Linked DNA regions of Homo sapiens: region 1 is linked to region 2. A link is a contact called in ENCODE Hi-C data. All regions are on one chromosome and are shown on one strand. The core of a region is the stretch at or near the end of the contact, and the rest is flanking DNA. Distances in the headings are between cores, read along the strand shown. Region 1 overlaps GSDME (gasdermin E). Region 2 overlaps IGF2BP3 (insulin like growth factor 2 mRNA binding protein 3).

Evidence for each region. A loop is a pair of places that touch in the nucleus more often than their neighbours do. Pooled maps may share reads with other maps.
Region 1: a loop to region 2 is called in a map with no recorded cell type, with 8 times the contacts of the local background. The contact joins two enhancer-like sites. A Hi-C loop is called at or near these places in 6 of 37 single-sample maps with no recorded cell type and 3 of 50 pooled maps.

The regions. Positions count from the first base shown.
Region 1 is chr7:24,711,475-24,716,996 of GRCh38, forward strand. All of the region lies in intron 5 of GSDME (gasdermin E), which reads right to left. Among named protein-coding and RNA genes, the nearest start is that of GSDME, 43 kb to the right of the region's middle. Within about 2 kb of position 4,262, at least 2 of the 41 ENCODE cell types and tissues checked have a DNase peak (open chromatin) inside an H3K27ac peak, as active enhancers do.
Region 2 is chr7:23,365,863-23,371,371 of GRCh38, forward strand. All of the region lies in intron 3 of IGF2BP3 (insulin like growth factor 2 mRNA binding protein 3), which reads right to left. Among named protein-coding and RNA genes, the nearest start is that of SNORD65C, 28 kb to the right of the region's middle. Within about 2 kb of position 2,614, at least 3 of the 41 ENCODE cell types and tissues checked have a DNase peak (open chromatin) inside an H3K27ac peak, as active enhancers do.

The DNA of each region.
Region 1 (5,522 bases), core at 3,012-5,511, 1.3 Mb after region 2:
GTGCTGGGATTACAGGTGTGAGCCACTGCTCCAGGCGATAAAAAGTTTTTTAAATAATAAAAAGGGCCGGGCATGGTGGCTCACACCTGTAATGCCAACACTTCGGGAGGCTGAGGCAGGCAGATTGCTTGAGCCCAGGAGTTTGAGAGTAGCAACATAGTGAGACCCCGTCTCTACAAAAAAATTTAAAATGAGCTGGGCATGGTCACACATGCCTGTAATCCCAGCTGCTCTGGAGGCTAAGGTAGGAGGATCCCTTAAGCCCTGGAGGCGGAGGTTGCAGTGAGCCAAGATCGCACCACTGCACTCCAGCCTGGGCAATAGAGCAAGACCTTGTCTCCAAAAAAAAAAAAAAAAAAGGCAAAGAAATGTTTTCTCAAACACTTCCATATTTGAGAACCCAGCTAAGGTATCTAAGGTGTAGATAAAAATGTAAGTTATTACGTCCTTGCTAAGCAGAAACAGTAAATGAGCTCAAGAATTAGCATTCTCTTTATGATTCTATTTACTAACTTGTGTACGTAAGCAAAGGCTATGGAATAAAAATGTGGCAGGGCCCCGTATTTGCTGAAATGTAGAAGGCATGAGTATTAGCAAATATTTTCATTTGCTTGTGGGCATTAATGATGCTCATAAAGATAGAATGGAAAAGAAAAAGAAGAATGGCTGTCTAAAGACAAAGGAAACGATCCCTGGGCTTTACCCACCTGGCCCACACCAGCATTCAGGCTGACCCTACTCCTCCACACTTTGCGCTTAGCCACAGGGGTGCAGGAGTGTGAACCAGCACCTAGGTCATAACTTTGTTCCCTGAGGACAGGAGCCTTGACCATTCACACAGCCTCAAATTCTGCCAGAAGCCCTGCCAGGTCCCCAAAATAATGTGGAACCAACTGGCATTTTAAGAATCCACAGCACCAACCACACACCACACTCTCACCTTCACCCATGCATAGCTCCCTGAGGGCGCCACCAATTAATTCCTTCATTCTTTTCATCCATCCATCCCCAGCCAGCCAGCCAGCAAATATGCAACAATGTAAATCTTTAAAATTCCCTATACCAGGCCCCGTGCTCACAGCCACAGATACAAAGGACTACAACCAGGCCTTGACGATGAGTGTGGTAAGAGTGGGGACAGCGGTTGAACAGGGCTGAGGCCAGAGTGACCAGCGGGTGGAGGGGAGGAAAAACATCTTTCCTTCTGCTCATCCTAGGTTCATGGCTGAGGCCCCTATCACAACAGACAGATTAACAAGAGAGGCCAGGCACGGTGGCTCACACCTATAATCCTAACACTTTGGGAGGTCGAGGCGGGCGGATCACCTGAGGTCAGGAGTTTGAGACCAGCCTGACCAACATGGAGAAACCTCGTCTTTACTAAAAATACAAAATTAGCCGGGCATAGTGGTGCACACCTGTAATCCCAGTTACTCAGGAGGCTGAGGCAGGAGAATCGTTTGAACCTGGGAGGCGGAGGTTGTGGTGAGCCAAGATCGCACCATTGTACTCCAGCCTGGGCAACAAGAGTGAAACTCAGTCTCAAAAAAAAAAAAAAGGGAAAAGCACGCAACTTTACCGAATAGCAGTTTTACATGACATGGAAGCCTTCATAAGAAAATGAACATGTGAAAAAATAGTTAAATTTGAGTACTTTTTTGCTAGGTTTGAGGGACAGTGGTGGAGAAATGTGGCAGGGCAGAGCATATGATGGAAAGGCCATTCATCCAGGAACTCAGCAAGGCCTGTCTCTTCACCTCTCTGTGTCCTGTGTCGGGAGACACGGCTGCTCCTTTCCTCCAGGCAGAGGGACGGCGCCTCTCCCCTGAGGGTCTGTAACCTGCATCAGGGGAAGGTTGGAAAATCCTTCAGAGGTTTTATGACCTGCTACAGGGAGAAGGGTGAGGGGAAGGTCACAGTGACCTTCCTGCTTCTGTCATCTTTTCAAATTCCTTCACTTTAAAATATCTTAGGACTGCATGTCCTGAACCCCGTCACAGGGAAGGAGAACCAGAAAAGCCATCTGATGGTTGGGCAGGAGCAAAAGAGGCAGAGAGCACGCCCAGAGAGAGGCGCAGCAGGCCTGGGGGTGGGAGAGGGTGTGCCATGCCCCAGACCTCAGTGAGATCACGGGGCAAGTGGCACTGTGACCAGAGGGAAGGCACGAGACCCATGCTGGGCTGGCCCATAAGGCGTGACATGGTGCAGACTGCATTCTTGGGACAAAGAGCCACAGAAGGGTGTCTGAGCAGGTGAGTGAAGTGGTCAATTTTAAAACAATCCCATTAGCTACACTGCTAGGATGGAACAGACAGGAAAGAATCAGAGTAGCCAGTTACGAGTCTGTGGCAGAGCCCCTGTAGTCCCAGCTGCTTGGGAGGCCAAGGTGGGAGGACTGCTTGAGCCCAGAGTTCAAGGTTGCAGTGAGCTATGATCCCGCCACTGCACTCCAGCCTAGGTCACAGAGCAAGGCCCTGTCTTTAAGGAAAGCGAGGTGGGGAAGCAGGGAGATGGTGTTAGGGCCAGTGGGGAGACGTGCACAGATTCAGGTGCAGCGTGGGAAACAGGTTCACGCCCACAAGGCATCCAACTGGAAGTTGGTGCTGAAGGACGCTAGCAAATGCCAAGATGTATAAAAGTGCAAGGCAGAAGGTCAAGAGAATGAAAGGGTGTTTCTGATTGGGCATAAGTGTCTCCTGAGAGGGGAGCTGTGGGTGAAGGAAAGGGTCTCATTGCAGCTGGCATGGCTGAAGCACCTGGCCGGGATACAGATGGAGTCTGCCTCCCTTCGAGGTTTCAAAGGACGACCAGGATCTCTGTCAAATGCAATCCCACCAGGAAGGTAGGGAGAGAGAGCAGGCATGTCTTCTCAAGGGCCCTTCCAACCACTGCAGGTTTATGTCTATGAAGCTATACCAGAACATTCTGTAGCAAGAGCAACAGAAAACGGATGGGCAAAAAAAAGAAAAGAAATAGCAGAACTGGTTTAAAATCAGGCAGTGAATCACCCAGAACGATGACCTGACCACCAAGCCACCATAGGAAGGAGCCACGGAGCTGCCTCCTAGGCCAGGATCCAGAACGAGCCAAGGGAAGGCCGAGATATCCCCAGGGTACCTCTTCTCAGCAGCACAAAGAGGAGTTTATTTTCAAAGACAGTGGAAGCTGGAAAAGATAAAAGCCTTGAAATTGAAATGCAAACAGGAGAGCCCTGCCAGAACAAGGCTGTGTGTCTTTCAAACCCCATCTGAGAAAGAGAGGCTACCTCCACAGAGCTGCGTCAGGGCAGGGTCTGGTCACCTCCTGGGACAAACAGGAGGAAGCTCGCATGGGGACCACCACCTAGAGTGGCAGCCCAGGCCTGGGTCCCCGCCACCGAAGGGTCCGCAGAGCACTCCTGGGCATCCTCAGGTGCATGCCAAGATTTCAGAAAGCGTTACAGAAGTGACGCATCCTTCACTACAGCCAAGATACGGAAATAATGTAACTGTCTGTTGATGGACAAATAGATAAAGAAAATTGATGTATTTACACAATGGAATACTTTTTGGCCATGAAGAAGAAGGAAAGTCTCCCATTTGTGCCAACCTCGATGAACCCAGAGGACAGGATGCTAAATGAAATGACCCAGGCACAAAAAGATGCATATCACATGGTCTTCCTTATACATGGAACTGAAAAAAGCTGAACTCACAGAAGCAGGGGGTAGACTGGTGGTTGCCAGGTGCTGGGAGAAATGGGGAGATGTTGTCAAAGCATGCAAACCTCCAGTTGTAAGCTGGTAAGTTCTGGGGATCTAGCATGGTGATTATAGCTAATAGTACTGCAGTGTTTACTTGAGACTTGCTGAGAGGGTGGACAGTAAGTGTCCTCACCACACACATGCAGAGGGTAACCATGCTGGGTGATGGATGTGTTCATTAGCTTGACTCAGTAGTTATCCCGTCACAATGTCTATGTCTATTGAATCATCACTTGTACATCTTGAACATACAGTTTCTGTGTGTCAATCATACCTCAGTAAGCTGCGGGGGAGTGACACATTCACCACTGGCCATCAGTAAGACTGGACAGGACCACCAAGGCAGACATAGGGGGGCTAGAAACCCAAAAGTGCAGATGGTGACCCTACTTACCACATACAGATAACAGAGACTAGAAGAACAATTTGATCCTCTTCATGATGCACTTTTTTTGGAAGACAAGTCTTTTCAAAGAGAAAGATGACAATAATAACGAAAACGCCCCAGAGGACACAAATTTGGAACTACGGGCCTCAAGGAAGCCACAACACCTGGTATTCTCAGCATTTCTTGGTCCCTGACAGACCTCTTTGACCAACTGCTTCAAACTGACACTTTCTCTTTCTGTCACCTCAGATAAATCATTTCACCGCCCTAAAATGCAGGCTTCTTCATTTGCAGAATGAGAGAGGGAGACTCTGTGCACTCCTTCTGTGCCTCGCCTGTTTCTCCTAGGGATCCTCAACACCCTTCAGCTTGTGGACAGCAGCACACGAGGACACTGAGCATTCTGTTTGAGTCCCTCTAGTGGCTGCTGAATGGCGTAGTGACTCATGTGGGCTTAGCGAGGGCAGGAGCTGTCTCACGGGAGACTGCCCCCCACCCGCCTTCCACAAATGGGGGAGAAGCAGGAGGCAGCAGCAGGCATGTGCGTGGTCTATCACGGCCCTTTTAAAAACTGCTGTTACAGAAAATGTCAAACTGCACAGGAATAGAGAGGAGGAGCGTGAACCAGCGTGTGCCCATCAGCCAGCTTCAGCCACTGTCCCCTCTCAGCCAAGCCTCCTTCCCTCGGCAGCTGCCCATGCTCACACCCTTTATGCTCCACTCATATTATTTTTGAATCAAACCACAGACATATTACCATTTCATCCGTGAATGTTTCAGTGTACATCTCTCAAAGATAGGATGACTCATTTTTATAAATATAACTATAATACCATTGTCACACCTAAAAAACTTCACAATTTATTATGTTACATTTACCCACTCATGTCCCTAAGGAGCGGTCACACAGCTTTCATGAGTGAACACAACCTCTTCTCATTGGGAACATGAGGAGGGAAGGGGCTGTGAACACCTAAAGTGAGCAGACACGCTGAACCAAAGCTTGGATTTTCTTCCGTGACAACAGCTGGGTCTCTGCGCTTTGAACACACTCGTGATCAGCAGAGGAAAGTCAAGTTCAGCATGTCTGGCTTCATACTTGTGGAGAGGAGGTGGGGTAACAATAATGATGATAATGCTATTAATAGCAAAGGTGGAGGAATTAATAAATGACCACTGTGCCAGGCGCTTCATAGGCCTCATCTCATTAAATCTTCACACAGCCCTGTGAAGAAATGCCCTTCACCTTCCAGAGACAGGGAAGCCAAGACTCAGCAAGATTCAGCAACTTGCCTGAGACCTCATAGGACATCATGGCACCGGGGTTGATGCCCAGTGTGTCTGATGCAGAGCCCAGGTTGATGCCCAGAGGACACAGCCCAGCCCTCTACT
Region 2 (5,509 bases), core at 1,364-3,863:
TCCAGGAAATGTAATGAAAATGAAGATTCACCAAACGAGCTCCATATTTTGATTACCTATGTACCTGTTACCACTTTCAAAAATCTATAGTCAGTCAATGAGGATGAGAACTAGCCACCGATCATCAAATATGTTAAAGTTATAAAACCACACACACACACAAGTAGAAATATACATTAAAATTTTCACTGCATATATTCAAAACAAAATTGCCTGTATAGTTAAATATTCTATTCCTAAGAATAGATAAATGCTATTGGTTGTCAACTTCCGTGTAAATCTTTTTTTTTTTTTAGACAGAGTCTCACTCTATCACCCAGGCTGGAGTACAATGGTGCAATCTTGGCTCACTGCAACGTCTGCCTCCCAGGTTCAAGCGATTCTCCTGCCTCAGCCTCCCAAGTAGCTGGGATTACAGGCACACACCACTACACCCAGCTAATTTTCGTATTTTTAGTAGAGACGGGGTTTCACCATGTTGCCCAGGCTGGTCTCGAACTCCTGACCTCAAGTGATCCACCCACCTTGGTCTCCCATAGTGATGGGATTACAGGTGTGAGCCACCACACCTGGCCATGTAAAGTCTTTAGAAAGATAACTAGAAACTACAATCCTGTGCACTTTTTTTAAATGGTGAGTTTTATTGTCTGTGAATAATACTTCAACAAGCATGGCTTTAAAACAAAGTAAAAAAGAAAAAAAAAAAAAAACCACAAGCAAAAAAACCCCTCTAATCCTTAGAAGAAATAGGTGCAGAATCAATCTTGGTACCTAGCTGTGGAAAAAATTTAACAACACAACTTAGGAGATTTTACATAGCCCCATAGATGGATTTCAGTGGATCTTTGATGTCTTACTCAAAGTTTCATGTACAAGGCTTGGAAGTAATGACAACAGAATAGGGAAAGGGCTGTCAATAGCCTAATAAGATTCCCAAATCTCAAAAGGATTTCCAACCCCCAAATGACTTGAACTGTACTATAGTAATCCCATCAATCTTAAGGCAGGCCATTATTTGAATATGCTCTTTTATATCAAGGCCTATCAAATGGTATCATGCCACTCCAGCCCACTGAACTCTCAAAGAATAAATACAACTTACACTTGGTAAGTTCTCACATTTTGCTTTTTTTTTTTTTTTTTTTTTAAAGACAGAGTCTTACTGGAGTGCAGTGACATGATCTTGGCTCACTGCAACCTCCGCCTCCCAGGCTCAAGCCATTCTTGTGCCTCAGCTTCCTGAGTAGCTGGGATTACATGCATGTGCCACCACGCCTGGCTACTTTTTGTATTATAGTAGAGACAAAGTTTTGCCATGTTGGCCAGGCTAGTCCCGAATTCCTGAGCTCAAGTGATCTGCCTGCCTCAGCCTTCCCAAATGCTGGGATTATAAGTGTGAGCCACAGTGTCCGGCCGCATTTTGCTTAATTCTGCATTAAACAGGAAGATAAGACAGTGTTCCTGTTACCTGTCACATAAGCTACTTATGCACCTGTTTTTGTCTCCTAGATTCTTGTCCCCTCTCAGTACTGCTAATCATTCTATGTCAGCCACAAATACTTCTTTTAAACAGTCTTAAAGGCCAAAAAAAAAACCACGAAAAAAAACAAAAAGCTTTCCACTCTATATTTCCAACACTTTCACAAGTTCCCATACCTAAATAAAATCTTAAACCAGAAAGGAAACATTTCTCTATGCTTAGGTAAGTTTAAATTCCAACGACAGGGGAGGGAGGAAGGGGTATAAATGCAAAGTAAAGCCTCATAGAAAATGTCTTTCTAGAATTCCCCCGTTATGTATTTAGGACGTGAAACCCTCAAATGTTCAGCCTTTTTAAAAAAAAAAAGTTCATCCACGGCTGGGCGCGGTGGCTCACGCCTGTAATCCCAGCACTTTGGGTGGCCGAGGTGGGTGGATCACTTGAGGTCAGGAGTTTGAGACCAGCCGGGCCAACATGGTGAAACCCCATCTCTACTAAATATACAAAAATTAGCTGGACATGGTGGCACGCACCTGTAGTCCCAGCTACTCGGGAGGCTGAGGCAGAAGAATCCTTGAACCCGGGAGGCAGAGGTTGCAGTGAGCTGAGATTGCACCACTGCACTCCAGCCTGGGCAACAGATAGAGACTCCATCTATTTAAAAACAAAAAAAAACAAAAAAACAAAGTTCATTCAAATGTATAAACAGTACAGAAAGAATCACATGAAAAATGCAAAGATTATCACTTCCTGAATGTAATGGTACAAAATTAAGATCACTCATAATAGTCTGAAGTAGAAACAACCCGAATGAATGCTTACTGACTGATGAATGGAAACAAAATGTGGTATATTTGTACAATGGAATATTATTCAACCATAAAAGGGAGGTACTTATACATGCTGCAACAGACAGACCTTGAAAGTATTATGGTTACCTTGTTAGTATAGCGAAGACAGAAAGAGAGAAAGAGAGAGAGAAAGAAAAGAAAGAAAGAAAAAAAGAAAGAAAGAAAGAAAGAAAGAAAGAAAGAAAGAAAGAAAAGAAGGCATTATGCTAAATGAAAACAGTCACAAAAAACTACTTATTATATGATTTTTGTTTGTATGAAATGTCCAGAATAGGGAACTCTACGATAGACAGAAAGTAGATTAGTGGTTTCTATGGGCTGAGGAAAGTGAAAGTGGAGGGTGACAGTTAAATGTTTCTTTTTGAGGTGATGAAGGTGTCCTAAAAATGTGGTGATGGTTGCACGTATCTATTAACATACTAGGCCGGGCGCGGTGGCTCACACCTGTAATCCCAGCACTTTGGAAGGCCAAAGCGGGCGGATCACCTGAGGTCAGGAGTTTGAGACCAGCCTGACCAACATGGAGAAACCTCGCACCTACTAAAAATACAAAATTAGCCGGGCGTGGTCGCGCTTGCCTGTAATCCCAGCTACTCGGGACGCTGAGGCAGGAGAATCACTTGAACCCAGGAGGCAGAGGTTGTGGTGAGCTGAGATGGCGCCATTGCACTCCAGCCTGGGCCACGAGAGCAAAACTTTGTCTCAAAAAAAAAAGAAAAAAAAACTTAAAAAAAAATAATTGTACACTTTAAATGGTGAATTGCATAGTATGTGAATTATATCTCAATAAAGCTGTTAAAAAAATACTAAAAGCAACTTTACCAGGTAATGGCCTAGTTTTGCCTTTTAAACTCTGAAGTATTATTGATCACTTCTTGGCCTTTTGGCCAAGCATCATCCACAGAACCGGCCTAGTCTGGTTCAGCTTTGTGTGACAAAATGGTGATTTGTTCTTCAGTTGCCATGGATCCCCAGGTTGCAAGTTCTGTAACCTGAGCCTGTCCAGATGAACCACGCATGCAACCACAAGCAGAACCTAAGTGCCTGGACCGAGACAGGACCAAATTAAGAAGTGGACACCACATGACATGATCCATGATCCAATCAGATTGAGCCCTGGTGTCACCTCCTGGTATGATCCAGTCAGATCACACCTCCTGGCATCACATCATTGTAAGATTCAATCAGATCATACCTCATTACCCTCTGTCTATAAAATATGTCCCAGCCCCCAGCTGGGGGAGACAGATTTGAACCTGACTGTCTCCTTGCTTGACAGTCTTACCACGAACTTTTCTCTTTACAAAAGAACCTATGCTTTGGTGTTTGCTTTCCATTGCACATGGACAAACAGAACCAGTTTGGTTCAGTAACAGTATCATTGAAATACAGAATAAACTGCAAGAAATTTGATTCACTTTGACATTATGTATACACTCACTAAACTATCACCATCATGACAAGTTTCTTCATGCTTCTCTTCAATCTAGTAGCCTAGTTTATTGACACATATAGAGATCACTGCAATAAAGACAGTTTAAAAAACTGTCTTTGACCTGCAACGTGATCAGATTTTCTCAGCCACATACCAGATATATCCCCACCTCCCTCACAAAACTGGCTGTATTTTAGTTGATACCACTATGGGCGTGAGGTAGATAATTTATGTTCTGCAGATAAGCCTTCTGCTGACTGCTTATTCTGCATACCCACTGCTCAAGTCCCATCACTCCTGGGCTATCTGAACCAAGTCTGATTAGCATGCTTGCCTGTAGCCTAACACTCCATGACTATATCCTCCTGCCAGCAGTTACTACCCTTCTGTGGTTTCAAATTGCCAGTATAACTTGTCCAAACTTCAACATGGCATAAGAGGTTGTCAGTTACCTGGTACTACTTCTCTCTTCCATATATCCAACATACTTCCCACACCTATGCTCTAGTCACGCCCTCAAAACTGGGTAAAGTACCTCTCTCGTCATCTCCCTAATACCCATTCTTGGAAATGAAAGCAATGTCACTTTATAATCTCTTTCCTGATCTTTATTTTCCCACTAGACTAGTGATTATTAACCATAGTGATGTGATTGTCAGGTGTGTCACAGTAATCTAGTTTTCAGAGTCACACTGACTTCCATGCTTAAGCTGGCAGGTAATTTATCATACATACGATCTTAGATTCCAAATCTTTTTTATTTGACTGTTACATTTGCCTTATGTGTTTCAGAAGATGGAACAACAATGTCGGGCATTATAGTCTGTGTACCAATATATATCCTGAAAATCTCTCTGGAAATGGGTTACTCCTTCAATGTGGCTCTAACACAGAGCTGCACTATCCCATAAACCTCATAAGGGAAGGGGCCATGTCTTACCTTTGAACTCACTGCTCAGGATCTGTGATGAACAATAAAAGGTTAAAAAGGAGTCACACTATTTTTTTGTTCTACAGGGCAAAGGAAGCTAGTTCTAGGTTTTTTGGTTTTTTTGTTTTTTTTTTTTAAGACAGAGTCTTGCTCTGTCACCCAGGCTGGTGTGCAGCAGTGTGATCTCAGCTCACTGCAACCTCCACTTCCTGGGCTCAAGCCATTCTACCACCTCAGCCTCCCGAGAAGCTGGGATTACAGGCGTGTGCCACCACGCCCAGCTAATTTTTTGTATTTTTAGTAGAGACAGAGTTTTGCCATGTTGGCCAGGCTGGTCTCGAACTCCTGACCTCAAGTGATGTGCCCACCTCGGCCTCCCAAAATGCTGGGATTACAGGCGTGAGTCACTGCGCCCAGCCAGTTCTAGGTGTCTTTAAAAGTCCATAATAATATAAGCAAACAGGTATTTGTCAGGAATTTATACAAAAGATATAGAAGTGGAACAAGCATTACAAAAATCACAGTGAGATTAAAGTATTAATAAAATGCAAAGCGGGATATTTAATGCTTACTTGCCCCAACAAACACCTTGCCAACACACACACACACACACACACACCCTTCCAAGCACCAAAGCCAATGTCAGTCATTGGGGAGGGGTTTCTAGAAAGGAGTCACCTTGACTACTACTCATTGCAACAAGAGAGGCAAAAAGTCTCCACAGAATCACCCTTAGCGCTAGGGATATGGAGATGAAGGGAACATCCTTCAAACAGCTCAGCACAGTTTATACAAACAGGAACTACTTATCT